2 separate regions of the Homo sapiens genome follow, and region 1 is linked to region 2. A link is an interaction called in ENCODE POLR2A ChIA-PET data of the cell type or tissue named here. Cell type or tissue: B cell. All regions are shown on one strand. Each heading gives the region's core, and the rest is flanking DNA. Links, peaks and the distances in the headings are about the cores only. Region 1 overlaps MSI2 (musashi RNA binding protein 2). Region 2 overlaps MSI2 (musashi RNA binding protein 2).

What was found. Peaks named below come from ENCODE experiments on the same cell type or tissue, not always from the same donor. Only the 100,000 strongest peaks of a DNase experiment are listed, where the experiment ranks them.
Region 1: POLR2A ChIA-PET joins it to region 2 with 5 read pairs; 2 of 35 experiments call an interaction of 5 or more read pairs at or near these places.

Annotation. Positions count from the first base shown.
Region 1 is chr17:57,673,460-57,689,289 of GRCh38, forward strand. MSI2 (musashi RNA binding protein 2) reads left to right here. Exons shown (of 14, transcript NM_138962.4): 12 at 1,513-1,667; 13 at 3,528-3,600; 14 at 6,090-11,230. The coding sequence ends at 3,569. It also overlaps the pseudogene RNU7-134P. Among named protein-coding and RNA genes, the nearest start is that of CCDC182, 64 kb to the right of the region's middle. RefSeq lists a silencer at 2,415-2,484 and an enhancer at 2,753-3,252. In B cell, for the core only: no CTCF peak of the experiment used is centred there; no DNase peak of the experiment used is centred there.
Region 2 is chr17:57,614,290-57,630,119 of GRCh38, forward strand. It overlaps MSI2 (musashi RNA binding protein 2), which reads left to right. Exons shown (of 14, transcript NM_138962.4): 9 at 1,681-1,795; 10 at 12,940-13,014. It also overlaps the pseudogene RN7SL449P. Among named protein-coding and RNA genes, the nearest start is that of MSI2-AS1, 14 kb to the left of the region's middle. RefSeq lists an enhancer at 15,538-15,637. In B cell, for the core only: no CTCF peak of the experiment used is centred there; DNase peaks (open chromatin) are centred at 8,712 and 9,542; H3K4me3 peaks cover 1,827 bases; H3K27ac peaks cover 1,242 bases.

The DNA.
Region 1 (15,830 bases), core at 4,418-12,417, 59 kb after region 2:
ATGTGAAAGTGTGACTCTCAGAATGTCTGGTTCTTTAAGACGGGTTAGCCGTAGCCCAAAGGTAGCCAGCCCAGACTCACCTTGAGGCTTAAAAATCAGTAAGAACTTCCTTTAACAATTAAAAAAATATTGTTTTCCATTTTGGAAAAGAAAATAAAGTTTAAACTACTAAGGAGAAATAAAGGTGAGACAAAATTAACCTGGTTAACTGGTTGACAGGCTGCGGCCCTCATTAGGGTCAGAATGATGGGATTGGGGGGGCCGAGGCAGTGTCACCTTCCGCTGCCCCCCGATCTGCAACCCCACCACTCTCTGGATTTGTGCGTGTCAAGTCCACTCTCTCTGTAGCAAAGGTACATCCTGAGCCTGCTGTTCTCACTCTGGAGTTGACATTGCAGGATAACCAAGAGAAAGCAGGTGTTTTGGTCAGCTATGGTTTAGCTATGAATTGGTTCAGTCGGTATGTTCTGCATTCATACTTCTTTGTCTTTTTTTTTTTTAAACAAAAGGAAAAAAAGTTTAAATCCCCCCTTTCCTTCTCCTGCAGGAGGTGAGTGTGTGGGTGTCCTGTAGAACCATTGGCTTCCACCCCAGCTCTGGCCCCAGCCTCCAGGTTTACCATTCCCCCCCATCCCTCCCTCCATCCCCTTCTCTCCACCCCAAAAGGAAACTCTCTGCCGCCATCATTACTGTTATGTCAAGATGCCCAAACTCTCCATAACATATCCCATCCTCCGACCACGTTCAGTATTGATGACTTTCATTCAGTGTTATGAATGGGAAGGGCGGGAAGGGAGGGAGTAGCCAGTGGGGAGGGGCGGGTGGTGGGGGTGGGATGGAGAATGGAGATCTTTTTTGTCTTTTTTAAAAAAAAAAACAAAACAAATTTGTCATTTAATGGATCCAAAAACCAAAAAGAAAAAGTGAAACACACACACAAAAAAAGATCAAAAATCCCCTCTGCAAAGATTTTTTTTTTCCTGGACACAAATTGCTTTGTTTCCTGTCACGTTTTAATATCAATATTAACACAATGTGTAGTCTAAAACTAGTTCCTTTGTAGTTTGCATGGGATGTGAATGCTGTCTCAACGTGCCCAGATCTAGAAGACTGCATGAGCATCAATTCAGATGTGAAAAAAAAACTCTCTCTCTCTCTCTCTCTCTTCCATATATATCTCTATTTCTATTGTGATAATTTGGTGGGCAGTGAAGCACCTCCGGTTGGTTGCCGTAGTGTGTTGAATGATTGTTTTTTTATTCTCTATATTTTTGGAGCTCCAAGCTTCTTAGTAGTAGCCTGGGCTGAGTATTCTTGAGTCCCTGCTGATGTTTTCGCATGGCCTTGGTTGAGTGTTAGAAGTTGGGCCTCAGCTGTTTTTCTCAAGTGTTTGGCTTGTAATGACCGGTGCATGCCTGGCTTCTGGCCTCATACCCAGCTCTATTCTCTGCACACCAGTCCTGAATAGCTACAGTGCTCAACCGAATTTTGGCGCGCCCGCTTCCCCGGCAGGCTCCAACCCGGCGCGGCCCGGAGGCTTCCCGGGGGCCAACAGCCCAGGACCTGTCGCCGATCTCTACGGCCCTGCCAGCCAGGACTCCGGAGTGGGGAATTACATAAGTGCGGCCAGCCCACAGCCGGGCTCGGGCTTCGGCCACGGCATAGCTGTAAGTACCTGCCTTCCCCTGCCCTCCTGCCTCCTCCTTCCTGACCAGCTCCTTGTGGCCTGTGGGTGTGCCAGGAAAGCCCAACATCGGGGGCAGAGGAGAGGACAGAGGGTCCCCATCAACATCACACCAGCTCCTGAGGGCTGAAGCCTCCGTCGTCTTAGAGGTGTCCTGGGTGCCTCTCGTGTGGCTGTGTGATGGAGCAGAAGGAGCATGGGCAGGTCCGGTTCAGATCACCACTCCATCACCTTCACACAGTGCATCCTTGAGCCACTTCGATAACCCGTCTGAATCTCATTTCCCTGGCTGCAAAACCAGAATCTCTATGCTTTCCTCAAAAGATTGTGGGAGGATTATTCGAAACAGTGTCCCACGCTGGCACGTAATAGGGCCTCAGTAGTGGCCACCTTCCTTGATCCCCGCTTTCTGGACACTGTCATGTGGGCTGGGACCTGAGAGCTGGGAAATGTCCCAGCTCCCCACCAGAGTAGCAGCCTTAGTCAATAGAGCCCCTGATCTAAGGTCCAGTGGCAGCGCTGGAGCCCGGGAGGTGGTGTGGGGATCCAAGCCCTCTCCCAGGCAGTTTCCTTTGCTAATGTTTCTTACAGTTTCCAGGTTCCAAGTAAGTTCCCATTTGCGTTCCTTAGCTGCAGCCTCCACCCCTTGAAGGCCAGATGCATTTGATATTTGTAATGCTCTGTGGTTCTATAATCTGACTAATCCAGGCAATGGAAATTTGCTTAACAGATTTGCATGCTGTTTTCAGATTGTGTTGTTCTTCTCCCTCCCGGTGTGTGTGAGCATGAATGTGCCTGAGCCCACTTGCTCGCTGTCCCTTCCATTTTGGAAACAGAAAATTGGCCAACCTTTGCCCTAGCCAGCCTCAGCATTTTGGAGGCAGTTTGGTTTTGAGCTAAGATGGGTGCGTCTGCAGTCCCAGGCCACGTTCCTGTCAGACTCCGCTTCTGAGTGACAGCTGGCAAGCCCTGACTTGGGGGCCACGCTGCGGAGAACAAAACATGTGCAGACAGTCTAGGGCACCAAGGTGGCCTCATTCATGCCCCCTGGCATTGGGAGCTCCTCCCTCATACACACACTCACACGCACGCATGCATGCACACACGCACACAGACATGCACGCACACGCACGCACACACGCACACACAGGCGCACACACGCCTGCCAGCCCTACTTGTGCAGGATGGGTCCTTGTTCAGCTCCGCTCCCAAGCCAGTATCACTTAAGTCAGTAGTCTGATGAATCTAATCCCTTCGGATCAACTGTGGTACCAAATCCAGAATAATATTATTCACCTGAGAGCTGCTCAATTTAGGGGACCGTCTATCACCACTTATAACACAACTTATTTCCATATTCAGCATCCAGAAACACAGACCCAATTTGTTCTTGAAAACCGGGGTCTTTTGACCTGTGGGCTGTGATGTTTTTCTGAAATAACCAGAAAGCATCCCAGTTTGTCTGCACTGGGATTTCTTCTCCCCAGCTAGAGCCGTTGGGACTGCGGACAGAGACTTATCTTTGCACTCTGGGGTTCAGGGCAACATGCCCATCACTGGGGGCACAAACCCCCGTTTCCCACCATCCACCCACGCCTCTGAATCTGGCTTTTGGTTTCCCCCGGGGTAAGCAGATAGGCTTGGTAGGGGCGGAGGGAGTGGGGACTAGGGATTTGGAGCTGAGGAGGATGTCATCCTGGCCCCTCATGGCACGGTGTCTCAGAATTACATATTCATGCTGGCAACCACAGAACTAGTCCTAGAGATAATTTCCTTTCCCAGAATATGACAATCTGTTCCCATGTATAGCACACTGATGACCTTAACAATTGTGCAATTTTAGGGACCTTTGATTGCAACGGCCTTTACAAATGGATACCATTGAGCAGGTGCTTTCGTTGCCATCTCACTCTGAGGTATTACCGTCTCTGCCATGTGTCTCTGCCCTGCCGGTGTGTCCGTACATGTATGTCCACAGGTCATACATGCACGTGCGTGCCCCTGTCTCATCACATCCACATCTCTCTCTCCTCTTTCTGGACCCCTTTTCAGGAGGGTGGGGGCAAAAGCAAATCCAGTCGTTTAATCTCTCATCTCTTCCTCCAGCTTTTAATCATGACCCCCACCTTTTTGACTCTCTCTCTTTTTTTCTTGATTTGGTTCTTTGGATTCTTTTTCTGTATCTTCCCCACCCTTCATCTTTCTCTGTCTTGAAATACAATCAAGAGTGTGGGAAACTGGAAGGAGATCTCGTGCTGTGCCCGTCCCAGGGGGATAGAGGCAGGGAAGCATTGGGCTTCTGCTAGGCCTGGAAGCAGGGATGGGGGCCAGGGCCACCCACTCCTGGAGGTCCTTTGAGCTGGCCCTGTGGGTTGCTGGGCCCCTTCAGCTCCCCAGGCCTTGCTGGGGCTCAGCCAATGGGGTTCATGCAGTCAAACAGCCAGACTCCATCTTTTAGTGAAAAGAAAACGTTTTTGCCAGTAACTACTGAGTAATTATCCAGATTACTGCACGAAAAGCAAATTAAATTAACGACATCACCTGTGTAACATGGATTTGGATCCCTGCCAGTTTCCTAACCTTTTAAACTGAGCTCAAGTTAATTAAACATTTTTTCAATCACTTTGATGGGGATATGGGGGAGGACGGAAGAGAGGAGAGGGAGGTTGGGGCAGTGAGGAAGCCCCTTGCCACACACTCCTTTGGAAATGAGTATCTGTCCTTCTTGGGAAGAACACCAGCAAGGGAGAGGGGTTGTCCTTGTGAAAGCGCTAGATGTGTACTGTGTTAGCACGTTAAGTTTGTGAGGTTGGAACATGGATCTGTCTCTGGAAAAGAGAGGGTGACAGCTGAGGCCAGGGAATGGATTCCACTCGGAAAATCCCACAGAGGCACCAAAGCCTTTCAATCTTGGAGTTGGGATGTAGGAGAAGCAAGGCTGGAGATGAACTGGCCACTTTGGGCTTGCACTTCATTGGATGCCTCTCTCGTAGAGAGGGATTGCTCCTGGCTCCTGAGTCGGACCAGGTGGAGAACTGGGTTGAGTTGAGCTCCATAAATCTCTTGGATTTCTCTAATGTTGCTGCTAAGGGATCACCTCAACTAACGCAACTGCCTCTCTTAACCAAATAAACCATGTGTGTGAATTCTCCCACCCCTCGCCTCCACTTCCCCTTGAGCACTGACCCAGCCATTGCTGGCCAGAGCCAGAGGCCACTAACAGTTTGAAGGAAAGCTACTTGCTACTAATTAAGCTGGGTTTGGGGACCCAGAGGAAGTAAGGTTTCTCTGAGAACAGGGACAACTGGTATCACCAAGAACTCTGGAGACTGAAGATGGCTCCAGCCCTTTGTGGAGTCAGATGAAGAGGGGGTTAAACAACTACCAGGCACAGCAGACCCTTGAAAGGCCAGACACTGGGGCTGCCTGTGCTCCCTCCCTCCCTCCCCTGGAAGAGAAGGAGTGGTGCAGGGCTTCCTGCCCACAGCTCCATATAACCCCAAGGCCACTAAAGCCTTTCCATAGGGGTGGGGTGGGGTGGAATGGGATGGGGGAGGCTGCTACCAGCCCATCCTCCCTCATCTAAGTCTAGGACTCAATTTCCAGAGAAGGATGAAGTAACCAAGAGTGTGGTAGCAACTCACCCCCTTCCAAAATGGATTAGGTGAGCTCATAGAGTCAGATGGCTGCACCCGCAGCACTTAGGAAGGACTGGTCAAACACACCCATTGTCCCCAACCCTCTGACATTCAGCGCCATCCACAAAAGAGGAGCCCAGGCCCCCTACTCCCAGTCAATTCAGGGAGACTCAGTAAACACATCTGTGAATCCTGGGCCTGTTTTTGTTTCCTGTAACCAAAGCCGGTTATTTGTTGTATATTTTTAGTGTCATGACCTTTAGTTTTTGGTATATGATATGATCTTTTAGTGTAAGTTTGCATTTAAAAGTTATCGATGGGTATCTAATAAAGGCAAGTTTGTGGGGTTTTTTTTGTTTGTTTGTTTGTTTTTTTAACATTTAGCTTTGAAAACAGAAGTTTAAACAGAAAAAAGGTATCTCAGGTCAATGGGCAGTTTGCCCACCTGGCTGCAATCCCTGTAAGCACATTTCCCACCACTACCTCAACAACCCTATGGTACTATATCAAATCAGCAAAAGAATTGAAGCCTTGTCCTCTCCCCAGTGTCAGGTATGGTTTAGATGTCAGATTTCCCAACCTGTGATCTCAGTAAGCTTCTAGCCAGGTGATTCTCGTGCGTATTCAATAGTCCAGTGAAGTCCATCTTTGAAACTCTAGTTAAAACAGTGGAGGAAATCGCATACTTGTCTGACACTTCTTTCTCCTCCCCTCTCCCCTCCATTTTATGTTTTCTTCTGGACATCCTGGCCTTCCCTGCCCTGCAGAGCATACCTGGATGTCCAGGCAAGACTGGGCGAAGTTTCTGAGTGGCCCTTTGTTTAGGTGATGTCCTCAGACCTGGACCCCCACCAGCCTCACTCCCCATCCCAACCAGAGATGGCTCACTTCGGATCGAGGGTTGACTACATCTCATCATCTCACGAATCTGCTGTAATATAAGACAACAGCTTTTAAATGTGTATATAACCCATGATTTCGGTTTTGTTTTGTTTTGTTTTTCTTGATGGTTTCCCTCTCCCTCCCTCTCTTCCCATTCTCCTTTTAAATCTCTTTGAATCACATTTGGTAGTGATTTTGACTTAGTCCAGTAGTCACATAGCTTTAATATCTAGTTCAAAGCTAACCATAGTATAATTGTTATATTAAGGAGTTATTTTTTCTTAAAACATTTTTTTTTGCTTGTTTTGGTTCTGTTCTCACTTTTAAAGGATGCTGAGATGGTAATATGACTCTCCATATTTTGGTACCAATTCTGAGACTGTATGAATTTTCAGGTGGAACTTTAGCACACACTGAAGCAAAGTTGTGAAGTGCAGGGCGGGAGGTGGGCGTGAGCTTTCTATTTTGCGTTGTAGAAGAAGTGAGATGTAGTAAGCTAATTAACAGACTTTCTAGCAGTTCTTTTTGTGATGTCTCTTTGTTAATCTGAGTCTATCTATTTTCGGCAATAAGGTAAGGACGACAGTGTTTTGAGTGTCCTCCTTTTCTATAAGTGCTTTTTTTCTGTTGAAAGAGGTGATATTATAAGGTTTTTTGAAATTGTGAATTCTAAAAAAGAAATGTTGTAAATACAATTCCATTAACTACATAGAAACTATTAAGAAAGAGAGAATCAAAAATATTTTTGTGAGGGAGTCGGTCCCAGGCAGTTTGATGCTCTGTGGAAGGAGGCGGGAAGGGAACGTTGGCCAAGTCAGTTACTGAGATGAAGATCGCCCAGCTGCCAGGACCACCCCAGGACAAGTTAGAGCACTGTTTAGCTCCTTTGTCTGTGTGATAGACCTAAGAACTGTATTAGTGTTGTACCAGCCTATTAACCTCTTGTCTGTGCACAGCTTCAAATGTTACCGTCTAGTTAGATTTTTATTTAAAATATGAAAAACTGCTTTTCCCAAGATGTTTTTTAAAAACAAAGCTACAATTTTAATATTTAACATATTTAAAGTTTCAAAGCACACCTGTTTGGCTTGGGTGGGGGTGGGGTGGGGGGGACATTCTTTTTCAGTCTTAATTTTTAAATATTTGATCATTTTCTATTGTCCAATCATTTCAGCACCTCCAAAGGTCCCTAGGACACTTTGCCTCTCTTCTCCCCCTGCCCCCCACCCTGCTCCCACATCTGGGGGCCCATGGGCCAGGAGTGGATAAGCCTGCATTAATACAACCTTTCTCCATTCACTTTCTATTTACAAATTAGGAAAGCAACCTTTTGGTTTATATATATTTTTTTTAATACCTCAGTGCTGCAAGTATCACCAGAGAGGCTATGGAAGAATTTTTTTTTAATTTATTGTAGATGTAAACAGAATTTTAAAAATAAAAAGTATAAACATCACTGCACTGTGACTGGTGGGAAAAACTGACAGTTTCCTCTTTGCACATGTTTAACATTTGGCTGTTATAATATATGGTCCTCGGTTGGGGAAAGATACTTATGATGAAGGATATTTTTTAATTTAACTTTTTTTTAAATATTGGTAATAGGTCGGCAACAGCAACTATAGAAGTACAACTCAATAGATGGCATTAAAACATATTGTAGTGTGGATATATATTTTTTCTTTTTTAAAATGTGATATTGACGTTTTATTAATATTTTTTAAATTGTTACGTTTATAAATTTGGTACTTAAGGCACAGCCAGTATGAGACACTGAATGCGACATTTATTATAAAGAGCTGCTGCACTCCTATTTTTATAAATTTTACTAACAAAGTAGACTAATGTAGACATTCACAGACATGGTAGGGCAAAAGCATCTTCAAACTAAAGACTCCAAAATGCTAACTCAGAAAGAAAGAAAAAACCCGTTTTCAATTCTAATGAAACAGCAACAACATTTTTTTTAATTAAAAAAAAAATCATGTTCTTTGTTTTTCTAATAAAATGTTAGGTTGTTTGGTGAGGTTTTTTTGTTGTTTTTTTCCTTTCTTTGTTTCTTTTCTTTTCCCCCAAACAACCAGATTAAATGCTGAGCGCTTTTAAAATATCAAAACTTGTTCAAGTCATAAAACAACAAAACATAAGTTTTATTTAAAAAAAAAAAAAGAAAGAAAAAATAGTAAATTCCCAGAAATTCAGTGTTTAGACGAGGGAATTTAATTCCTATTTTGTCCATGTTGGTGATGTACTGTACTTCCCTTCCTTTTCTCTGCATCCCCCATCACCTCATAGAAGACTCTTTGTTGATCATTGTATGTTAATAATGTATAAAATGGCTATCTTGTAAGCGTGCTGTCCTGGTACTAGTGTAGCGACTTTTTTTCTCCTCTTTCTTCTAGTACATATTGATAGGTATAACATAATTAAGGTTTAAAAAAAATTAGACATAGTTATTCAGATTTAGGACCAGTAAGGATAGAACTTTCTCTTATTTATGAAAAAAAATGCTAATAATTTTGGGGCAGTTTTTTCCTTTAATTATTTTTTTCAATTTCAAGTTTAATTTTATTTTAGCTGATCTGATGTGGTTTCAACTAACCCAAGGTCTCACCATGTTAAAATGCCGGCGGACTCTACGGCGTTTTGTAGATCCCCCCCCCCCCACCCACTGTGAAGGGGTGCCATACTACCTTAAATGCTAATGCTAGATATGCAAAACTGGATTTTTTTAATTTATTTTTTAAAAGAGGGAGGCATGGTATATTAAAATGATTTTACTAAGAGAAAAAATATTTTTTTAAGAATGCTCAGAAGAAATTGATAATCTGTGTGAATATGTTTTAGATGTTTATATACCTTTTGAAGAGACCCAGTAGCCCATAGCACAAATCTTGTGGAAATCCGATATGTTTTAATGTGGCTACCTAGGTTTAAGGTTCACGTTAGTCCCCCCATTCCATCTAGAAGTCCATTTTGAAAGATTTTTGTAAATTCTTTTAACACTGATGTTTCAGCCTCGTCTTTGTTTCAGTTAAGCTCAATGGCGAACATGGGAACCACCTTTCGCCTTCCCTGGGGGAGAAACCCTCTTGGCTGATGGCTTTTCCCCGGAATTATCAAACAGCCACCGGGTGACTTTCTGGCTTCCAGATCCATCTGCCTGAGACCCCCGAACTCCTCTCCTCCCAAGCAGAGGCGAGTGAGTGGCATTAGCTCCCGGACCCATTCCCGGTCCTAGCTGGGCATGGGGCTGACGGAGATGACCAAGCCTTGGTCTGCTCTCTAGCAGCTTCCACAGACTTGGCTCGTGGCCTTCCTTATATCCACTGGGAACAAACAGCCTCGCGCTCTATACCAAACAGCCTCGCGCTCTATCCCAGTCGCCCATTAGCTTGATTCAAACAAAGCCCCAGCAGGCCTTTGCGTTTTTATCCTTCATAACCTTCATCTTAATTTGAACTTGTAGCTTGGACTTTAAGGTAGCATGGCTCTATTGCTGTCAATTTACTGTTTCACTGCACAGCAATCACAGCCAGTGAATGTTACACACATCTTGCTAGACTAGTATAAAAATCATTGGGTAATTGTTGGTTCTAATGACCTGAAAGGTGTTCAGTTTTTGTTCTTGGTTTTGTTTTGTTTTTGATTTCTTGGGGGTGGGTTTTGCTTGTTGTTCCTTTTCATTTGGGGGTTTTTGGGGAAAAAATTTATTTTTGGTTCCAAATAGAAAAACAAAACCTATTTTGATCTTTAGTGCAAACGAGGGCTAGGGACTTAGCCTCCTCCACCACCTCCACACTGCTTCATTCTGCCATTCACTCACTGCAGCATATTCAAGAATAAAGCAATATCGTTTACTACATTTTTTATTGAAGGTCAGCCATGCTTTCTGTATTATATTGCATATGAAATTGTTTACAAAAGAAACACTAACTCATACTTCTCTTTATTGGTTGCAAGTGGCACGCAGGAACAGAGGGAGAGTGGGGGGCTGGTGGGGGAGGGGAGATTTTTTTTTTTTTTTCTTGAATGTGCTTCGCAAGCCAGGCTATCTTCCAAGGAAGGCAGACAGTGGGAGAGCAGAGGGACTGACTGCAGGCAAGCACATTGAAGAAAGACACTGGCGGGTTTCCCCACCCTCACCCCAAAGCAGAAAACTAGCAGACGTCAGCTCAGCCCCGTCCTGGGCACAGACACTACACAAGGAGACGCTGGAAGTTAAGCAATACTTTAATACTGTAATATGTTTGTTTTCTTTTTCTTTCTTTTTTTTCTACCAAAAAAAAGTAAGTAAACTAAAACACAAAAACATATAAATAAAATCCATCCCTCTTGTCGGGGACCTGCAGGGGGGCAACCTTAATCCAAACACCTGGCTATCAAATAATCAGAATGTATTGTCTCAGACAGGATTTCAGTTCCGGGAGGCAGGGGCATGATGGGGGAGGGGGCCGGAGGCTGAGAGACAAAAGTTCCAGAGCCTCCCTCGAAGGTTCTCTACTACTGTATTCTGTACATAATGTACCATCCCATGTGGAATCTGTGAGTGTCCTCTTAAGTAGCGTGGGCTAGCCAATCTGCCGTTCATGGTGTATTGTAAACTCCGAATTCCATATGTAATAGGATGCAAGTCTAAGCGTTTCATGTGGACATAAATGTATCTAAATAAAACTTTCCCTAGCACTGTGGCTGACCTCACCCTTACTTTTATACTTTAGTATGAAACTGATGAGAACTTTGGTAGTGAGTATTTTTTTTATATATATACATATATATGTACTATCTATATATATATCTCAAGCATCTTTCAGGTCTTTGTGTGTGGCTTTCTTAAAGCCCTGTTGTAAAAAATTACTATGTGGATGGCAGTCTCTCACATCACAGATGTGGAAAGTATAATTTTATATTTGTATTTTCAAATAAATAAGTTTGTGAAAGGTTTCCATCCTCTACTGTGGTCCAGAAATCAATGTGTTTGTCTGACAAAAAAAAAAATAAAATAAAATAAACTGTTTTGAACAGAGTTGTTTGGTGTTCTTTCACTTGCAGAGGAGGTCTGGGGTCTGGGAGAGCTGTTGTTTTGCTTGGGCGGGAGAGGATATCATCAAATCGCACCTGCCACCCTCACCCCTCAGCATGAATGCTGGCCGTGGGCCTCCAGCAGCGAAGAAGTCCCTGCCTTGTCCCCAGGGAGCTTGTGGCACCATTTTTATGAAGTGGCAAGAGAGCACTAAGATGGAAGAGCAGACGGGAGAGGGGTGTAGATTAACAGCAGAAGGTACACAGAACCCATGAGTGGACAGGGAATAAACCCCAAAGGTCCTGCGGATCAGAGGACCCAGATGGTGGAAGGAGCTAAGGGGCCCTCCCGGGTGCTGCCCTCAGTTATCAACAGTGCTGGGAGAAGGCGCCAAACCGCATTCCACGACCCCTGAGTAGGGGTCTGAATAGGTATCAGACCTCTGCCCTCAAGGAGTTTTAAGTTTTGCCTACTGGAAATCATTACAATCACAAAACTAAAGATGTAGAGATAGATCATCTACAATACTTTCCACCCCTCTCTCTACCAAACAAACGAGAGGATACAAAAGAATTGAGACCCAGTACATTGAGGGCAAGTCCCAATACCTGGTGATGACGGCTACAGCATGCTCTGAATCAGTGGATTCCTCAGCTTTGAAGCCCTGGAGAGAAACACCAGGCCAAGAGGAGTGCAAGGGATGAAGCGTGGATGAAGGACAGTGGCCCTTAGCTGCTTCCTCAAGGCCCCCAGGAAAGCTGTATTCTCCAGGACATGGCCTTCTTGGGTCCCTCCTCCAATTTCCTGTCTCCTGCATATAACAAGTTTATCTTTTTTGTAAAATGGGTCTTCCGGTGAAAACCAGAAAACCAGCTAGACAGGTTCTTTCAAAAAGCTGCAACACTAACAACTTTGTTTTAAGGCATTCCCGCTACACTGGGGTCCTAGAGGAGACAGTCGAAGGTGCATTCCTTTATCTGGAGCTGGAGGCAGGAGCACTGGGTTCCAGGCCCACCTCCTGTGTGTCCACAGACAGCACTCCACAGTGTCTCGTTACATTGTTTAGGGGCAGGAGAGAAGAGTATAATCCCTGCTGCCCCACAGAAATGAAAGACCAATGGAAGCTGATGTGAGAAATCCCTTTTAGGAATCCTGAGAGAAGTGAGCCAGACACATGAGGCCGGCCATCGTGGCCATGCTCCTCATCCTGATTGCTCAGCTCAGAGAAAGGGGAGGCCCAAACCCAGCCCAGGAGCCTAAGGAGAGAGGGAGCAGGGAACAGGAGCACCAACTATATGCCAAGTGGATCATACACATGCCCTGCTTAGTCCCACCTGTGCCACGTGACTATCTACATTGTAATGGTCAAATAAGGTGGATAATTTGCCCATGGTTGTATAGCTGCTGAGTGGCAGAATGAAACCCCATCTCCCATACATCCTGCTGCCCCTGGGTTCAAGCCTGGTGACAAATGTCAGCGTCAGTGTTGAGTGTGCCTGGGAGGGTGGGAGTGAGGCTTCTAACCTAGGTGCCTACCTGAGTCAACAAAATGCACTAAAAAAAGAGGTAGGACAGTACCAAGCTAGAGAACAACAAATTTTCCTGTTTTAATGTTTCATGGAGAAAAAATAAAAAAATAAAATAGAAAACAAATCAGCAAAAACTAGAAGGAAAAAGAAGAAACAACAATGTAAAATAAATAACACACAAAGTAGGATAGAAGGAGTGAGATCAATTGAATCTACCATTATCTAAATATGAATGGGTTGAATTTTCTATCATTACAAAATAGATGTGTTTAGAAAAAACAAAACCCGGTTACGTGCTGTGTATACAAACACACTTAAAGTGATGAAAATGGCTAACAATAAAGGGCCGACAAAGAGAAAATAGGCAAATACAAAGAACAAGGGCAAGAACTGAAATGTCAGTATCAGACAGAGTGGAATTTAAGGTTAAAAACACTCCACAGCAATATTATGTCATGACAAAAGACACAATCTATTAAGAAGATACAGTGGCAGTAAACTCTTATGTCCCAATTATCAGAGGAACTGAAGACTTTAAATCAAAAGCCACTAGAAATGCAGAGAACTTGATAAAAAATAAAAATACAGTTAGAGAGATTAATATACCTCTCTTAGAACTAGATGTATTTAATAGACAAAAATAAAGACATAGAAGAATTGAATAATGCAATTAGTAAACCTGATCTGATGGCTCTATATAACCTGATCTGATGGCTCTTCGAATAGAGTTTGCACATTTTTTTGGTTTATATTCATGGAACATAAAAATCAAATAAATTTTGGCCAGCAGCCCCCCCCCCAAAAAATTTTAGAAACAAATAATTAACATGTGGCTATAAATATTATAACTGTGTACAAATTAAGAAACATTCTGTTGGATCAGAGAGAAAAGTTAAAAAAGATTACATACAAACTGCCAAAAAGCAACAGAAAACACACATTATACCCAAACTTAATAGCATATAGCCAAAGCTGTACTCAAAATGTAAGCTTTAAATGCCTTCAGATGGAATTTTTTTTGGGGGAGGTGAAGGAATATATTACTTTTTCTCCTTAATAAGGTAGCAAATAGCAACCAAAAAAACTAGAAAAAAAGAAATTGATAAATAGAAGCTGAAAGCAATAGAATAGAAAACATAAGTCCAAAGGCTGTATTTTTATAAACAGTAATAAAATGGACAAGTGCCCCTGAATAAAGGGGAAATGAGCAAAAATATACAATATGAAGAATATGAAAGGAGTTAACAGAGAAAAGAATGAATATTGGCAACAAACCAAAAAATTCAGGGGAATCAGAAAATTTCTTAGCAAATATAAATTACCAAAACTAGTAAGAAGTGGAAAACCAGGATAAACTTAATATCACAAAAGATACTGAAATGATAAATAAAGATATAATACTGAAAAATAGACTGGATCCAAATGAGTTTTATCTAACTAATAATTCCAGCACCATTTAAACTATTCCAGATGATAGAGAAATATGGAAAGAAAGCTCTCCTGTTTTATGAAACACATGGCTTTGCTGTCAAAACCCAATACAGTAATAAAACAAAAAATATATCTACAGACTTAGGAGCTCAGATGTAAAAATTTGAAATATGATTTTAGCTAGTAGAATTCTACAATATATCAAGAGTGTAATTTAATATGGCCAAGCAGGACTTCTTTCAAGAATTCAAGGACATTTCAACATCAGGAAATCTGTCAACATCTATTATACTAGCAAACTAAAGGAGGAAAACCATATGACCATAACAATATGTGCTGATAAAGTATTTGAAAAATATGGCAGCTCTTTCTAATAACACCATGGAATGTTGAAACAGAAAACACTTTACCAAAAGACTATTAATATTTGCCAAACCAACATTAATTATTCTAAATTGTGAAACACAAAACCTGTTTCAATTAAAATAAGGAACTTGTAGGGGTGCTGCTGTCACTATTATTACCTTAAACCTTCTAAAAACTAAGATAACAGAAGACATAAACATTGGGAGGAAAAGACAAAGATGATTTTATTTCTAGAAATTTTAAAAGACTGCAGTAAAATAAAATGAATACAGAAAAATTGCTACTAAAATTCATGAAAACTTTGGCAAGATGGCTGGATGTAAGATAAATATACAAAAACCACTAGGCCTCCTCCTCTCCAGTAGTAAGCACTCAGTAATGGAAATAGGAAAAAATATTTAAGGATAAACTTTATAAGAGAGGTATATGCATTATAATAATGGTTGAATTCCCCATCACTAGGGAAATTATGGACTGAAGTATCAATATACAGCATATCATAGAAAATTAGGCAGCCATTAAAACAGGTAACCCCAGAATCTAACAAGTGGCTTGAAGAAATTTATGAAACACAGTTGAATAAGGTAAAATATCTTTGAAAAATACATATATATGTATGTGTGTGTATAAATGTACACACACACAAATTAAAACTACATATGTATATATGTGAAGATACATATGTGTATATACATCACATGTATGATGACATGGATACAAAGAAAGGGGTACACTCTAGGTTGTTTACATGGGCTCTGGGATGTGGGGCTGAGAAATAAGACAAGTGGGAGAGGGGGATAGGAAGAGGTGACATGCTGAAAAATATATGTTTAAAGATTTCACTGAAAATTCTGTAAGATACAATTTAAAAATTTTTTTAAGTGTGACTCTATGAAAATACAAATTTTCAAACAAAACTATTTTTAAAAGAGCTGGGATCCACATTCCAGTAATAATAATTACATCTCGACTGGTGAAATGGGGAAGACATTAAGTGGTCAAAGAGGATTCTGGCTTTTCCTGTCCTTTTTAATTTTTCAAAAGAAGTGTGGATTTGTATATTCAGCTGAGATAAAATTAACTTTAAAATTAGCTGTCTAAAAAAGGGAATACAAGAACGTCTGGGAAGAGAAAGTCAATTGTATGCAGTGATATGTGGGTTTTCTCTTTTTTTTTAATTGTACTTTAAGTTCTAGGGTACATGTGCTTATTAATAGTATGTTCTCTCTCTCTACATTTTAATAGAAAATATGTATCACTTTTTCATTTAAAAACTA
Region 2 (15,830 bases), core at 4,578-12,577:
CAGTCTGCCTGCCTTAGCCTCCCAAAGTGTTGGGATTACAGGTGTGAGCCACCACGTCCGGCCTAGAGGTCTCTGTTTAAACAATGTATATTGCACACAGTTTAACTTTTTCTTGCTATCTCAGGCACACCTGTGAACAATAGCAATTTTCTGTGTTACAGTGATACCTCAGCAGCTGTTGAACTATGTAGAGCTTTTGTTCCTATACCATATGGCCCAGACTGCTCTTTAAATAAGATACCTGTTTCTTGTCTTTTCTCCGTCATTTAAATAAGATACCTGTTTCTTGTCTTTTCTCCGTCACTATCAGGCGGCCATGCTGTTTCTTTTGGCTGTTAAAAGCATCCGTGCCTTACCCTGCAACATCCCATCTTCATCAGCAGTGGGATTGATGACTGGCTAACAATGCTTGTTAAATTTCTCTGTAAACAAAAAGCAAATAAGTGCTAATAAGCACAGGCCTAAGGCGCTCTGGTAAAACAGTGAAGGAGCTTCCGAGGGCCACAGTTTTACTTATTCCCTGAGGTTTATAGTTCGCATAGTTAAGGTTATTAAATAAGTGACCTCTGGGTATACAAGCAGATTAGCATGAAGAAATTTGAGAGTCAGAAGGGAAACAGAAAGGGGAGATTAGCAACCACTTGAAAATGTAGCTGCAAATGAGAAACTAGTAATCCAGATGAACAGAATCAGTGTTTAATCTTATTACTTCCCTCAGGAGTGTGGTGGTGGTGTAGGTTTTGTGGAAATGTGGCATTGCTGACCTAGAAATTCTAAAGATCTGGTTTGTAGGCCTGAACCTGTTGGGGAGGGCTTTCAGCATGTTGCACAAGAATTTTTTTTTTTTTTTTTTTTTAAGACAGGGTCTCGCTGTGTCACCCAGGCTGGAGTGCAGTGGCGTGATCATGGCTCACTGCAGCCTTGACCTCCCAGACTCAGGTGATCCCCCTACCTCAGCCTCCCAGGTAGCTGGGACTACAGGTGTGTGCCACCACACCTGCCTAGTTTTTTGTATTTTTTTAGTACAGACGGGGTTTCACCATGTTGCCAGGCTGATCTGAAACGCCTGGGCTCAAGCTGATTCACCTGCCTCCACCTCCCACAGTGCTGGGATTACAAACATGATCCCCCACGCCCAGCCAACACAAAACTTCTGATGCTCTGTTTTCTCATCTGTGAACTGGAGCTAAGGCTAAGTGGTCTGTCTGTTTAATAAGAGTTTGAATCAGATGGCCTGGCATGAAGAGTCACTGGCCTGAGAGAATGTCAGGGGCATTTGTAAATGTGTAAAGGGCTGAAAAATCCTGAGGGATTATTATTATTGCTATTGTTGTTATTATTCACAGACACATCCAACAGCCATTGTCTGCCTCCTTATCTGTCATGCTTTCTGCACGAGCGTCAGCCTGAGCTTCAATCTGTGTGTATATCTGCAGCTTACGTCCTTGCCACCCCTCCAGAACCCAGTTTCATCCTTGTAGGTTTTTCCGAAGCAGGATTTGCACAAGTGGCGTGTTTTCTTAAGTATTTATTTTGCAGGCCATTTACTCGGCATGGCTATTTTTACAGTGGGTAAGGAGCAAGGCTAAAAATAACTTAGCTCATAACCAGACAGGTTCTGCATTTGACATTTACGTGGAATTCATTTGCATCTCATTTGTTCGCCTTTCTGTTTAACAGGTAGAATGTAAGAAAGCTCAGCCGAAAGAAGTCATGTTCCCACCTGGGACAAGAGGCCGGGCCCGGGGACTGCCTTACACCATGGACGCGTTCATGCTTGGCATGGGGATGCTGGGTGAGTCTGGACAGGACCGCAGGTCACCATGGACTGGGAGGGCTATGGAGGCCTCTACTCCCAACTGGGTCACCTACCAGTGGGGCAAACTGCTTCACCTTTCTAAGCCTCAGTTTCCTTGTCTGTAGATGAGGATGATAATTCCCCGTTCCAAGACAGTTGTGATGATTAAGTGTGGGTGTGTGTGTGTGCATGCATGTGTGTGTGTGTGTGTGTGTGTTTGTATTTATAATATTGCCCCATGCCTGGCTTATAGGATATGTTAGACTATTTTCTCTCTTTTCCATCTCCTTCCTCAAAAGAAGGAAAAGTCCCCCTCTATCTGCCTCAGCCCTCTCATCTGAGTGGGAGTTCTTAAGATGTAAGGACTCCTGGCTGACTTGACTTGTGTGGGCTAAGGCTACGTTTTCTAAAACTTGGGAGAGGAGGGAAGTGGTAAGGGTGGGCGATAATCCTGTCTATTTAAATGATTAACATTTTTCTCTTGGGATATCAAAATTTGCATTTAAATGGATGTTTTAAATAGCCTGTTTTACTCTTTATTTGCCAAAAAAAAAAAAAAGATGAAAGACAAAGTGTGTTTGTTCTGACTAAAAATGATTTCTCCTGGCTTTTAGAGAAATTGAGTTGCATATTATGTCCCTTTCCTTAAAAGTATCTCTGTCCGTCCTGCGTAGATAATTGAAAATCTTACCGCTTAAATGGCATGAAAGATGGAGAAAGCAGTGGAGATGCGTAATGGTGTAGGTCGCAACAATAATTAGAAATTTAAAGGCGAGAGAATGGTATTTTAGTGCAAGTTATTGTGTGTCAGGAAAATACTAATTAAGTGGGATAAATGGTAGTTAATGGTAAAATTCCATTCAGGCACATGAGCTGTCTAGTGTTAATGGATTTTCATTTGGTTTGGCTAAGAGTCCCACTTCTACATTGTTTGATAAGCCCTTTCTATATTTTCAGATTTGCTGCTGTTTAAATCACTTCTGGCTTAATTTTAAATTTATAAAACATCTTGTGGTCTGACAAAGAATTGTATCTACTTGTCTGAGGAAATAACAAGGGCAGGTAAAACTATTTTGAGGAACTTTATGAAATAGAAAAAGATGCCAGGAGAATATTAAAAATGGCCATGATGTTAATTCTCCTCATATGAATTTTTTAGGCTTAACAGAGTTTCAAAGAGAAATCCTATTGTAATTTTTTTAAATTGGCCAGATGTTTCTAAAACTTATCCCTGGAAGAAGAAACAAGTGAGAATAAATGAGAAAATGTTTTTAAAAAGAGGAATGAGAAAAGACCAACAGTGAGAATGTAACACAAAGCTACAGTAACTAAAACAGTATGGTATATGGGAATGCACCAGTTGATAGAAAAGGGTAGAGTCTAAACTAAATATACCTATATTTAAGAGTGTGATTTTAAAAATCAGTGATAATTATTTCCTGGTTCACTACAAGATAATTCCTTAGCTCCTCCTTTAAAAAATAATTTTTATTAGGTCTTTATGTTTTATATCAAAAGAAACTCTAAGCTGGTAGTTTTAAATGGTGAAATCAACCTGAAAGAAGGAGAGTTGAGCTGAGTGCAGTGGTGCTCGCCTGTAATCGGGAGGCTTAAGCAGGAGGATCACTTGAGGCCAGGAGTTTATGAGCCAGCCTGGGCAACATAGCAAGACCCCCTCTCTACAAAAAATAATAAACATTAGGCTGGGCATGGTGGCTCATGCCTGTAATCCCAGCAATTTGGGAGGCCGAGGCAGATGGATCACCTGAGGTCAGGAGTTCAAGACCAGTGCGGGCAACATGGTGAAACCCTGTCTCTACTAAAAATACAGAAATCAGCTGGGCACTGCAGCACGTGCCCGTAATCCCAGCTACTTGGGAAGCTGAAGCAGGAGAATCGCTTGAACCCAGGAGGCAGAGGTTGCAGTGAGCCAAGATTGTGCCACTGCACTCCAGCCTGGGTGACAGAGTGAGACTCTGTCTCAAAATAATAATAATAATAATAATAATAATAAACATTAGCGGGGTGTGGTGGCGTGCACCTATGGCCTCAGCTACCCAGGAGGCTGGTGCGGGAGGAAAGCTTGAGCCCAGGAACTCTGGGCTGTGCAGATTTGGTGTCCCCACTAAATTTGGCATCAATATGGTGACCTCCTAGGAGTGGAGGAACATCAGGTTGCCTAAGGAGGGTGAACAGGACCAAGTTGGAAATGAAGCAGCACAAAACTCTGTGCTGATCAGAGTGGGATCGTGCCTGTGAGTACCCACTGCACCACAGCCGGGGCAGCATAGAGCATAGCAAGACCTGTTTCTGAAAAAATATAAAATAAGAAAGAGTTGGGGGCCAGGCCGGTGGCTCATGCCCATAATCCTAGCACTTTGGGAAGCCGAGGCAGGAGGATTGCCTGAGCCCAGGAATTCAAGACCAGCCTGAGCAAAATGGTAAGACCCTGTCTCTCTCTTTCTTTTTTTTCTTGAGATGGAGTCTCGCTCTGTCGCCAGGCTGGAGTGCCGTGGCGCGATCTCAGCTCACTGCAACCTCCGCCTCCTGGGTTCAAGCAATTCTCCTGCCTCAGCCTCCCGAGTAGCTGGGATTACAGGCGCGCGCCACCACACCCAGCTAATTTTTGTATTTTTAGTAGAGACGGGATTTCACCATGTTGGCCAGGATGGTCTCGATCTCTTGACCTTGTGATCCACCCGCCTCAGCCTCCCAAAGTGCTGGGATTACAGGCGTGAGCCACTGCGCCCAGCAACGCTGTCTCTTAAAAAAATAAATAAATAAAAGCAAAATAAAAATAAGAAAGAGTTGAGCCTATTACCACCTACTGGGTTTTAGAGTCTTGAATTTAAAATGAGCATAAAGGCCCTACAGCATAAAATGGAAGACCTTCAGGATCCAACTTCAGGAAATTTCCCACCTTTCTGAGTCTAACTTGGTACCCTCTGCATGCTGGGAAGAAGGAACTGGTTTTCATCTGGGAGAAGCAAAGGTGTGAAGCGGAGCCAGCTCAGGTCCTGTCAGTTGACAAAGAGCAAAGAGTGCTCAGCCTCCCAGACTCCGAGCAAAGGCTCAGGCCCACATCTCCATAATCACCCAAGCAGGGATCCCTGAACAGAAGGGTACCTAACATTTCATCATGGGAACACAGGTAGGGAGGCGGGGCAGGAGGCAAGGGGCAAGAGCACCTGCTGCGTGACCAGCCCTGGGTAGCCTTGGGACACAGTGCTTCACAAGCAGATGTGCTTCCTGCCCTCCGCGAGCTTGTGGTCTATACAGAGAGCCTGATGCGTAACATGAATTGCACAGATGCCTGATGATCATCATAGAGTCTGGGGGTGGTTGGAGAGCACGTCATGAGGAGTGGAAGCCAGTCTTAGGAATCAGGGAAGTGGCATTTCAGCAGAAATGAGAAGGATGAGTAAGGCAGGGGCCTTCCATTCGGAATAAACAGGCTTGGAACACGAGGACCCTACTGTGGGACCTTGAGAGCCAACGAGCCTGGCCACGTGTGTGTGGGAAGGTGGGGAGAGGCAGGCCCAGGGGCTCCAGGGTTGGCTTTGCCTGCAGCTCGTGGGCAGACCCGAGTGGCCCCTTCCTGAGAGCACCTACTGAGGTGGTAGGAGACAGCACTGGTCCCTGCGCTTATCTGGACAGCATCTGAACAGCGCCTGCTCGCTGGGGGATGGATATGTGATGCCTGCCAGGAGCTTACTCATCTGCCCAGCTCTTCCCCCGTCTACTCACAGTTCAAGTTATGACTTCCCCAAGCCACAGTAAAGAAGGGGCTGTTAGGTAAAGATATTGTTGCAGTTCAGAGCCTATTGTTCTTGAGTTATAACCTCCGCAGCCCCACCCTGCTGCTGAAGGCCTTTGCCTTTTGCCTGCTGTAGCTGTGGTTGTGCCTAACCCCAGACCCTATCCAGCCCAACCCCAGGTCACAGAGGCACTAGTCTTCTTCTAACCAAGTAGAGAACCCTTTGGATGGAATGGATGGGGTCAGCCCTAGCCAGAGCAGGGCTCCAGCAAGGGAGGCCGTGTGGTCCAGAGGCAAGAGCTTGGGACTTCAGAATCAGCAGACCTGGACTCTTCACTCTATCAGCTGTGTGATTTGGGGCAAGTGGCTTAGCCTCTCTATTCTTCATTTATCCTACCCATGGGGTAATAATCTTACTTCATGGGGTTGTTCAGGGATAAATGCAACTGTATCTTGCCTGGTAAATGCTGTATTTAGTCTAATCTGAGATGCCATGGCTAGTAAGATGTATGTTCATGTACTCTTCAGAAAGAAAAAATATGCTATTAATTAAACCGCATAATGCTTTCTTATCACATTGGCTGCAAGATAGATCCCACTTTCAGAGAAGTTAAAGTGTGGAAAAGATGTGTGTCTTCAAATCAGCAAGGTATCGTAGCATGTACTCAAGCTGGGAGTTGTTATTAACAAGGCACTAGGAAGCCCTACCACTTGGACTTCCTTACCACCCAAGGCTGAGAACCTAGCTAGACTCACGAATGTGACCTGTGCTGTGGCAACTGCGGCCTCTTTCTCCTTGTGGACTCCCAGCCCAAGGAGTTTGGATTATTCTTGAGTAGCCACCTTCTGACAAAGATCTGTGTGCTGGATTCCAGGCCTCATCAGCCCTGGGCCCTCCTGAATTTCCCAGTGACTGTGGTGAGGCCATCCATATGCACTGAGCAGGGTCTCCTAAGATGTCCCAAAATGTGTCCTTCAGCCAGGAACCAGCTCAGCCAGAGGTCCAGGCAGAAGGGATGAATCAGATGCAGTGTCAAGTTGTATCTGAGGAGATACAGGCCTCCCCAGCCATCACAGAGCCTCCTCCTGAGCCCTCTGTAAAGCATCCACTGGGAACTCCCTGGGCTGCCCTCTGTTTTGCCCATTGGCCCAGCTTGGCCCTCTGGGTCTATGGACTCTCTAAGCGAGGAGACTGCCATTTGCTGTGCTATGATGGAAGCCCTTGACTCTGTCATCAAAGACTGTTTCTCTTTCTTCTTGCTTCTTCCCTCGAAAGTGGTAGTGTAGCATCAGGCAGAGTCAAATCTTTTGGTAGCATGGCCTGACATGACCCCATCAGTTACATGGGTCACCATCTCCACCGAGCACTATGCCTGCATATTAGTCCTGGAAGCACTACCATCCTCACCAACAGCAATCTGGCTGATGAACTTGACTCATGCAGAAAAACATTTTCTTAAAGTTAACTAACCAATGAAATTAGACGAGGTTTCCATGATTTAAACTTTTATTATTGAAAGAGTGGAAAAATAAATAGCACTTCTAGGGATTTTTTAGAAGTGAGACTATAAACCATTAAAACATTAAAATTCATTCATTCAACAAATATTTATTAAATGAGTACCTACTAAGTGCCAGGCACTGTTCTAGATGCTGAAAATGCAGCAGAAAACTAAGTCTCTGACTTCAGGGAGCTGACATTCTAGTGAGGAGTCTGAGACAACCAGCACACTGGTCTGCAAATGACTCGAACACTGTGGAACTAATTTTTAAATATCATTTAAGATTTTCTCCATACTCTGGGTGGTCTCTTCAGAGGGAGGCTGATAAGCATATAGTTGCACAGTTATTCTATCTTGATCTCTGTTGATATGGCTGCAGACATCCTTGGGGAAAACCTACACCTGTTTTGGTTTTAGCTTTTACAGCGTTTGACAGAATCACAGAATAATCAACCCAATGGGAATTCCTTAAAAGGAATGTAGAAGAGAAGAGGAGGGGTTATCCTTAGGCCAGGTCTCCCACCTTTGAGCCGGACAAAACCAGAGTCACCTAAGACTCTTAGGAAAGGTCTTTTGCAGGTCAGTGCAGTGGCTCATGCCTCTACTCCCAGGAGGCCGAGGCGGGCAGATCACCTGAGGTCAGGAGTTAGAGACTAGCCTGGCCAACATAGTGAAAACTCCATCTCTACTAAAAATACAAAAATTAACAGGACATGGTGGCGCATGCCTGTAGTCCTAGCTACTCGGGAGGCTGAGGCAGAAGAATCTTGAACCCGGGAGGCTGAGGTTGCAGTGAGCCAAGATCACACCACTGCACTCCAGCCTGGGTGACAGTGCAAGATTCCATCTCAAAAACAAACAAACAAAAAAACAGAAATGGTCTCGTGCAGCCCCTCAGACTTTGCGGCACCGCACCAAGAGGTGCCCACAGTTATCCAGCTCAATGTGATAGAATCTCTTTCATTTTTCTTAATGAAGGTGAACTTAATAAAAGCAAACACATGATGATTGTTGATATATTTTATTTCTCTGAGCCTTCTCTGCCACATAATCCCACTGCCTTTAACTTTCTTGGCCTCGTTGGGCACATGCTGTTTATTTAACATGCTGATACGAGTGTTAGAGAAATAGCACATTGCTGAGCCCTCAAAGAAAAGCTTCACCCTAGCAGGCCCAGAAACGAAGAGAGGCTGATGATCAGCTAAAGCACGTTAGCCAAAAGCATTCTTAGGTGCAGTCGTACTGAGAAGCCCCGCGTGAAGTCCTGACTCAGTGTTCCCTGACATTAAGCCCCCTGAAATGTGAGCAAAAAAAAAAAGTATCGTTAAGAACAGGCACTAGGAAGCTGTAATCTGCTGGCGTTCACTAACAGATCAAAAGATTGGAGATTGGCTGGAACTTAAAACCACATATCTACACTCAATTTCGACGGGGATCTGGCTTTCCCAAAAATATCTGTTTAGGTTATTCTCAAGGAAGTGTTCCTTTGTTTAGCCGCTTCCTGGTGGACAGAGGAAACTCAGAATTCAGCTCTTCATTGTCCCTGTAGAGCAGTGCAGTCCAATAGAACTTCCTGCAAGGGAGGGAAGGTCCTGTCTGCACTAGCCAATATCACTAGCCGCCTGTGCACGGTAGCTGCTGAGCCCTTGAGTTGTGGCTTTTGCGAATGAGGAACTGGAGCTTTCATTTTAGATAATTTGAATTAAATTTAAATTGGACGGCGCAGGTCTGGAGGAGCCCCTGCAACTCAGGGTGATTCTGGGGGCAAAGCATCTTTGTAGACTTTAGCCTTCGCGTCCTTGCCTAGGAAGGACTCTTGGCACTTGGTGTTTAGTCTGTTTGCAGACCTCATGGAGCCGATGAGGTGCCCCAGGCAGTGCTCTAAACATCACGCAGCAGATATGTCACACTCTGGCAGTTCCCTGGATAAACAGCCCTGTCTCTTGTCTCTTTCAAGTCTGGGGCCTGGTGGGAGCCGTTTTCCATGACTCTGAGTAGCTGAGTAACAGAGCCCGGGAGAAGATGAGTCATGGACCCGTCTAGAAGGGAAACATCTCTAGGGTTGCAGCAAAGATCTAGAACCAGAACCACAGTTTTGACAACTTTGTCAGCATCCCCAAAATGGGGACTCAAAATGAGCTCAGTGGCAAATCCAAATTCTATTGTTGATTTCTGTATTTTTGCTTCTGCAATGGAAAGCCGATCTGCAAGAGAGGTGGTCACCCTGGCAGAAGCCTTGATTTTTTTTTACTTTAGTGACAAGAGATAATTACTGTGGGATTGATCAGGCGTCCAGAGTATTGGAGCAGATAAATTGTGCAGTGGCCAGTGTGGGAGGGGCCAGGCTGCTAATGGAAGTGGTGGCTGGGTCATCCCACCGTAATGTGGCTTGACGGAGCGTCTGCACGGGTCTGCTGTAATGTGCTATTGATATGCAGCCAGCCAATTTCCCCCGTGTGGCTGGGGCTGTGAACCATTCGAGCAGAGCTGGGCTGCACAGCAGTAAATGAAGAGGAAAATTGAAGTAATGTTGTATTATAAATTTATGATTTCATCTGCCTGACCTAGAGGATGTTCGGCGATTGGGGGTGGAGATAAGATCCCCCGCTCTGGCAGATGCCGAATTCTCATCTTTGTGGTTTGGGAGACTATAGTATTGATGTGTCCAGGAAGAGTGGGGTGAGACCCAAAGTTGGGGTGAACTTGACCATGCTTTTCTTCTTTCTCGTTGAAGCCTTGTAGGAAAGCCAGGAAGAAAGCAGGTATAATTGCATTGTATTTGTCACCTAAGTGCAGGGAGAAACTGGCTGCTCTGCCACTTCCCACCCTCCCTGAGGGAAGGTGACACATAGGCTTATGCTTTTGCTGTCAGATTAACACTAAAATATTTAAGACCCCCAGCTCTGAAGTTAGAAGCAAAGGAGCCATTTTTCATCTGGAAAGCCCCTAGGCAGCCATGACTTGGCTGTTTGCATATAATCCATTTATCAATATTGTTGAAATCATGGTATAAGAAATCTAGTACAAGATCTGATTTGCTAGCAGGTGATTAATTTGGAGGAGAACTGAGCTGCCTAGCCACGAAATAAATACGAAGGAAGGCGCCAGTATGCATGTGTCCATTTAAGGCATCTGAGCCCTGGCCTTTGCTGTTCTTCCTTCCTTCTTTCTCCGTCGGGTTGCTGAGCTCAACATCCCACCGGGCTCCTGCTCCTTAGCTAGCAGTCAGTGCAGAGCTGCTGGGTCCTTCTGCCTCGCTTGGGCAGGCTTCTGTCAATGAGTCACCAAGCACCGGGAAATAAGTGCACAGGAAGGAGCAGGTGGCAAGACCCTGTGGAGGTAGAGACAGTTCCATTCAGTGAGTGAGCTGTGACTGCAAATTTGGGAAGGTTCTGGGGGAAGCAAGGGAAAGGAGCCACAGCTGGTCTCACTCAAGAATTTGGGCACGTCACTGTTGCAAGGGACCCACAAGGCTTTCTACAGGTGACAAGACTAAGCTCCAAGAGAAAAAGGAAGACTCCTATCTTAAGTCGGGTTGCTGTCACAGATTACCATAGACGAGGTGGCTTATGAACAACAAACATTTATTTCTCACAGTTCTGGAGGCTGGGAAGTAAAGATCAAGGTGCTGGCTGATTCTGTGTCTGGTGAGGGCCCGCTTCCTCATAGATGGCCCCTTCTAACCGTGTCCTCACGTGTTGGAAGGGGTGAGGGTCTCTCTGTGACCTCTTTGTTAAGGGCACATTCATGAGGGCTCCACCTCATGGCCTCATCACACCCCAAAGGCCCCATCTCCTAAGGCCATCACCTTGGGGGTTAAGATTTCAACATAGAAATTTGGGGGAAACACATACATCAAATCATAACAACCCCCAAGGGCATGGTTGGGGGCCAGAGGCAGGACTGGAACCCAGGTCTCCTGACTTCAGACCCGTGAGTTTCTGCTCTAGGTCTGGTGGCAGATCCACTGATCCTAGGCAGAGGCTACAACACCAACATCCACCAGGAAGTGAGGGACGGTGGAGCCCACCTCCAAGGCACAAAAGCTCTGAGTAGGCAGCAGGATGACAAGCAAACTCTGACTCCTGTTGCCGAGTGCAGGCAAAGTGGAATTTAGTAAGGGATCCTTTTCCATTAGCCCTCACTTGCAGGGTCAGAAAGTGGTCAGTGTGATGTATGAGAAGCCACTGAGCAGGTGGGTGATAAGACCCCAGAGCTGTGTGTAGGGATGTTTTTAAAGGGTTTGTGTAGAAGGGCAGAGACACCCGTGGAAAGTGTCACTGTTGCCCTCAATTGCTGGAGAGCCTGGAGGCTGTCATAAGTCCACTCATCAAAGTAATTGTTTGCCAGTGTTTTGATAACAAGCAACAGAAACAACCCTGGCTGCTGTAAGCAGCAAAGGAGATTATTAGAAGGAGCTTGGGCAGTGCTGGAGAATTGACAGGATGGCTGGAGAACAGGACTCAGAAAACAGGCAGGAACTGGGGGAGCTGGGTGGTCAGAGCCCCAGCCCTAGCCAAGGGGACAACTCAGGAATGACCTGGTCAGGGGGCCACTGTTGCCAACACTGGATGCCAGATTCTGCTACTGACACCAGAATAAATTCGGAGCCAGTCCCTCCTCCTCTGCCCTACCAGCTCCAGAGGCAGATCCTAAGGAGGGCTTCCGTCTGTCGAGCCCAGGTTCACAGGCCTGCCTCCCAGCCTCCAGCCCCAGGAAGAGCCCTGAGGCCTTCTCAGCTTCTGTGATGGCCGGGGGGGTGGGCCTCTCTCCAAGACTTACACACAGGGAGAGGCTCAGGGGCTGGGCAGCCAAAAAATGACCACAGACATTCACCTCCAAAGTCAAAGCGAAAGTCACGTTCTCGGTGGTTGGGTGGCCGTGGTGGCATCTTAAGAGCAAGAATGTACTGAGGTTACATATACACTGAGTGGAGGGAGGCAGAGTGAGCCTGACCCATACGGCCTTCATTTAGCCTGAATCAGGCAGGGACTTGAAGAACGAAGTGGCCTGAGCAGCCACAATGACTCCCTGAGAGCTGAATGACACCTCACATCACTGGGGGTTAGTGACAGATCTGAGATGGTCACACCAGCCCCTGGACTTGCCAGCTGAGTTTCTTGTGTGCCCAGTGGCCAGCCCAGTGGCAGTTTCTACAAGTGTCTTTCAGTGAACCACTCACCCCCTAGCTTGCCTGCTGAGACAGGGGTCTAGAAACAATACGCTTGTGGTGAAACGCCCATCCAGTCACACGGCACGGGGCTCCTGAGTCGGAGCTACACTTTGTGGTATGCATCTTAACACATCCAGCCTCTCACCATTCTCCAAAGATCTTGGCACCTCCGTGGAGTGTCAAAACTGCAGTGTGGGCCATGGCTCATCAGGCCCAGCGTTTTCCAGAGGCCCAGGGTGAGCCCTGAGTTTGGCCGCTAAACTGTGACTCCTGAGTTCGCATGCTCTGTCTGGTGCTGGCTCTGTTGTCCACTGCCTTGGGAGGATGCATCACGAGGACTTTAATCTCCTACTGTCAATAGCTTTAAGGTAAAGTACATGCAGGGTAAGCTCTCCAAATGTCAGAGCCAGGCGCAGGCTTTGTGTTTGGTGCTGATGCATGGCATTTACTCTGAAGGTTCAGGAAAGTACATGGGCTTTGCGGGGTCTGGCTGCCCAAATATGGGTTAATTAGCAACAGCTGACAGCAGCGCCCCCGGCCACAGGAGAGAGGTGACCCAGACCCTTAATAAAAAAACCCTCATGAGAGACAAATTATTCTGTGAAGGAAAATAACTCAGGCTTTCCTCATTGCCACCCTCCGTGAGATTTTACCCCAGACCTGAGGCGGCTGTACTAACAGGACTCTGATCTTTCTCTTTGTGTTCAAGGATATCCCAACTTCGTGGCGACCTATGGCCGTGGCTACCCCGGATTTGCTCCAAGCTATGGCTATCAGTTCCCAGGTGAGTGGCTTGGTCTCCCAGGGCTTTGGAAGCACAAGAGGTGGGCTGCATTTGCGGGGAGGTGAGAGGACCCCTAAAGAGAATGCATTTCTTACATGCATCCACTTGAAAATGACCTATACATGATAAATTTCAAATCCACTGAAGTTCAAGGCCAGGATGCAGCTCAGAGTTTTTGATTAACTCAGGTATAACTCACTGGTGCCGGGTATTTGAGAACGGCAGCTTTTAAAGGGAAAGCAGAACGGAGGCAGGAGGCCTCCCTGTGCTCACCTCCTTTTTCTGAAGCCTCTTCCGGGTTTTTTCTCACTGGGGACTGAACTCTAGGCCCAGGGCTTTCTTTCACCCTCTACCACCCCTTGCCCGCCTCCCCGCTCCCTGTGTCCACCTGCCCAATGTTTGATGTCTCCCCGCCCTTGCTTCCTTTCCTCCACCCCTCCTCCTCCTGCTCCGTCCTGACTGCTGTGGCTTCGGCGTCCTTCTGGGCTGTGTTGATGTTGAGCTGCTAGGGGTTGGGACTGCTGTCCATCCTGGGTGAGCTGTTTAGATTATCCTTTCCCTCTGCGTGGGTATCAAGACTTGAGGCAGAGCCCATGGTGATGCCCGCCACATGCCAGGGCTGCTCCAGCTCCAACTCCAGGTAGCTGGCAGGCCTGGGACCTCACCTGGGAGAAGCAGCGAGGGGAAACATGGTCTTGTAGGGATGGGGTAGGGACAATGAAGGAAGCGATGTTTTACAGGGTATGCTTTTCCCCAGCCTTTCTCAAATCTGGAGTACAGATAAGAATATATTGGGGTGTTTGGGGGTCTCCATGTGCAAAGGACAGCCGAGATTCCAGAGGAGGTGTAGGGACAGAGTCTTGTCCCCTGTGGGTTTTCTGCTGAGGGAGGAGGCTCCCTGGGGAGCTGGGCTGCAGGCGGAGTTTCACCCCTGCCTTGTCGTCATGCCTAGACCTGGAGGTCTGGGAGTGTCAGGGTCTGAGATGAATTAGGAAGCAAAGGGAGTGAAGACGCGTCGCTGGAAGATGGCGCCCTGACACTGATGACAGGAGGGCAGAGTGAGGGCTTGGCCTGGTCTTTGCCTCAGACCAAGCATTGGGGCGGGAAGGGTGTAGTTGGAGAGATGAGGAGGCATTTGGGGGCACCTAGAGCCGTGCTCTATGGCAGACAGATCCTTCAACCAGCGGTGGAAGCCCCAAGCTCTTGTCCTGTCTCCGATACCACCTGGCCAAGTGGCCATGGGCGGGTCACTCAGCTTCTAGGGCCTTACTTCTCTCTTTTGGAAAAGGGGGTCTACGAGGAATGGTCTTTGGGGTCTGTGCCCCTCTCCGATTGTGTGGGTCAGAGGGTGCAGGGAAGGCAGGCACAGAAGCAGAAGTCCAAGATGGAGGAGTTTGAGTGCAGGTGGCTCCCCCACCAGTGTCCCCTGGGGCTGGGATGGTTCCCCATCTGGGAGGGGCCTCAACAAGACTCCTCGGCCCGCACTAAGGAAGCCGTCCCCAAAGATGCCCCCCAGCAGCAGGCTGCTTCAGGATGGCCACAGGCTCCCAGACCTGAAGAAAAGAAGGGCACATGCAAGAAGGACCACCACAAGAGAGGCCAGCACTCAACCAGCCACTGTCATTAGACTTTCCCATTTCCAGGCAGAGACCCCCACCAGGCACAGGCACAGAGGTAGAAACTCCTTCTGAAGGGGTCACAGTACGCAAGGGGTAGGACCTGCATTTGGACCAGGCGGTCTGGGCCTTAACTGCCACCCTCCACCATCTCCCTAGTGTCCATTTTTCTGGTACAATAACACTAGCCACAAAGAGCTACTAAAACTTAGGTTTAAATTAAAGTTGGCTGGGTGCGGTGGCTCACGCCTGTAATCCCAACACTTTGGGAGGCCGAGGTGGGAGGATCACTTGAGGTCAGGAGTTCGAGACCCGCCTGGCCAACATGGTGAAACCCCGTCTCTACTAAAAATATAAAAATGAGCCGGGCGTGGTGCCCGGCATCTATAATCCCAGCTACTCGGGAGGCTGAGGCAAGAGAATCACTTGAACCCAGGAGGCAGAGGTTGCAGTGAGCCGAGATCACACCACTATACTCCAGCCTGGATAACAGAGTGAGACTCTGTCTCAAAAATAAGAAGAAGAATAAGAAGAAGTAAAAAGAAAATTTCAGTTCCTTTAGAAACACTGGCCACATTTCAGTGACTCAGTAACCATGTGTGGCAAGTGGCTATTGCCAGCACAGAATGTAGAACAGTCACCGTGGAAATTTCTTACGGGCTGGTGCTGTTCCAGTGCCTAAAGGAAGAGGGCTGTTACTGGGGGGTGCACGGTCCACACACTCACACATGCGCACCACTCCTTCCTGGAGACACCCATGGGGTCAGTGTCCCTGTGCTTCATTCTCTGCCAGTCTTGCTCAGCCCAGAAGCTGGTGGCTTTTCCTCTCACTTCCTCCCCTCGCTTCCCCTCCAGGGGATGACAGGTGCAAAGGCTCACGCATCTCGGCCCTCCAGGTGCAGCACTGATCTGTGCACTCAGCCTGCACAACCTGCTCCCCTCCGTAATCAGGCTGCCATTGCCCCTGAGTGTGATGCTAGTCCCAGGAGGACAGAGTTGAGGGATCTTAACATGGAATAATTGGGAGAGGACATCAATGTGGACCCTATGCTAAGGCCCCTGTCTCATCAGAGGGCCTGCCCCGGGGCCCCCATGAGCTGGCTCAGGAGACATCTAGTAGAACTCTGCCTCCATGGCCTGCATCCCTGGGCCTGCCCCAGGCAGACGGACATGCAGCAGTGACCAGATTGAGGCTGGGCA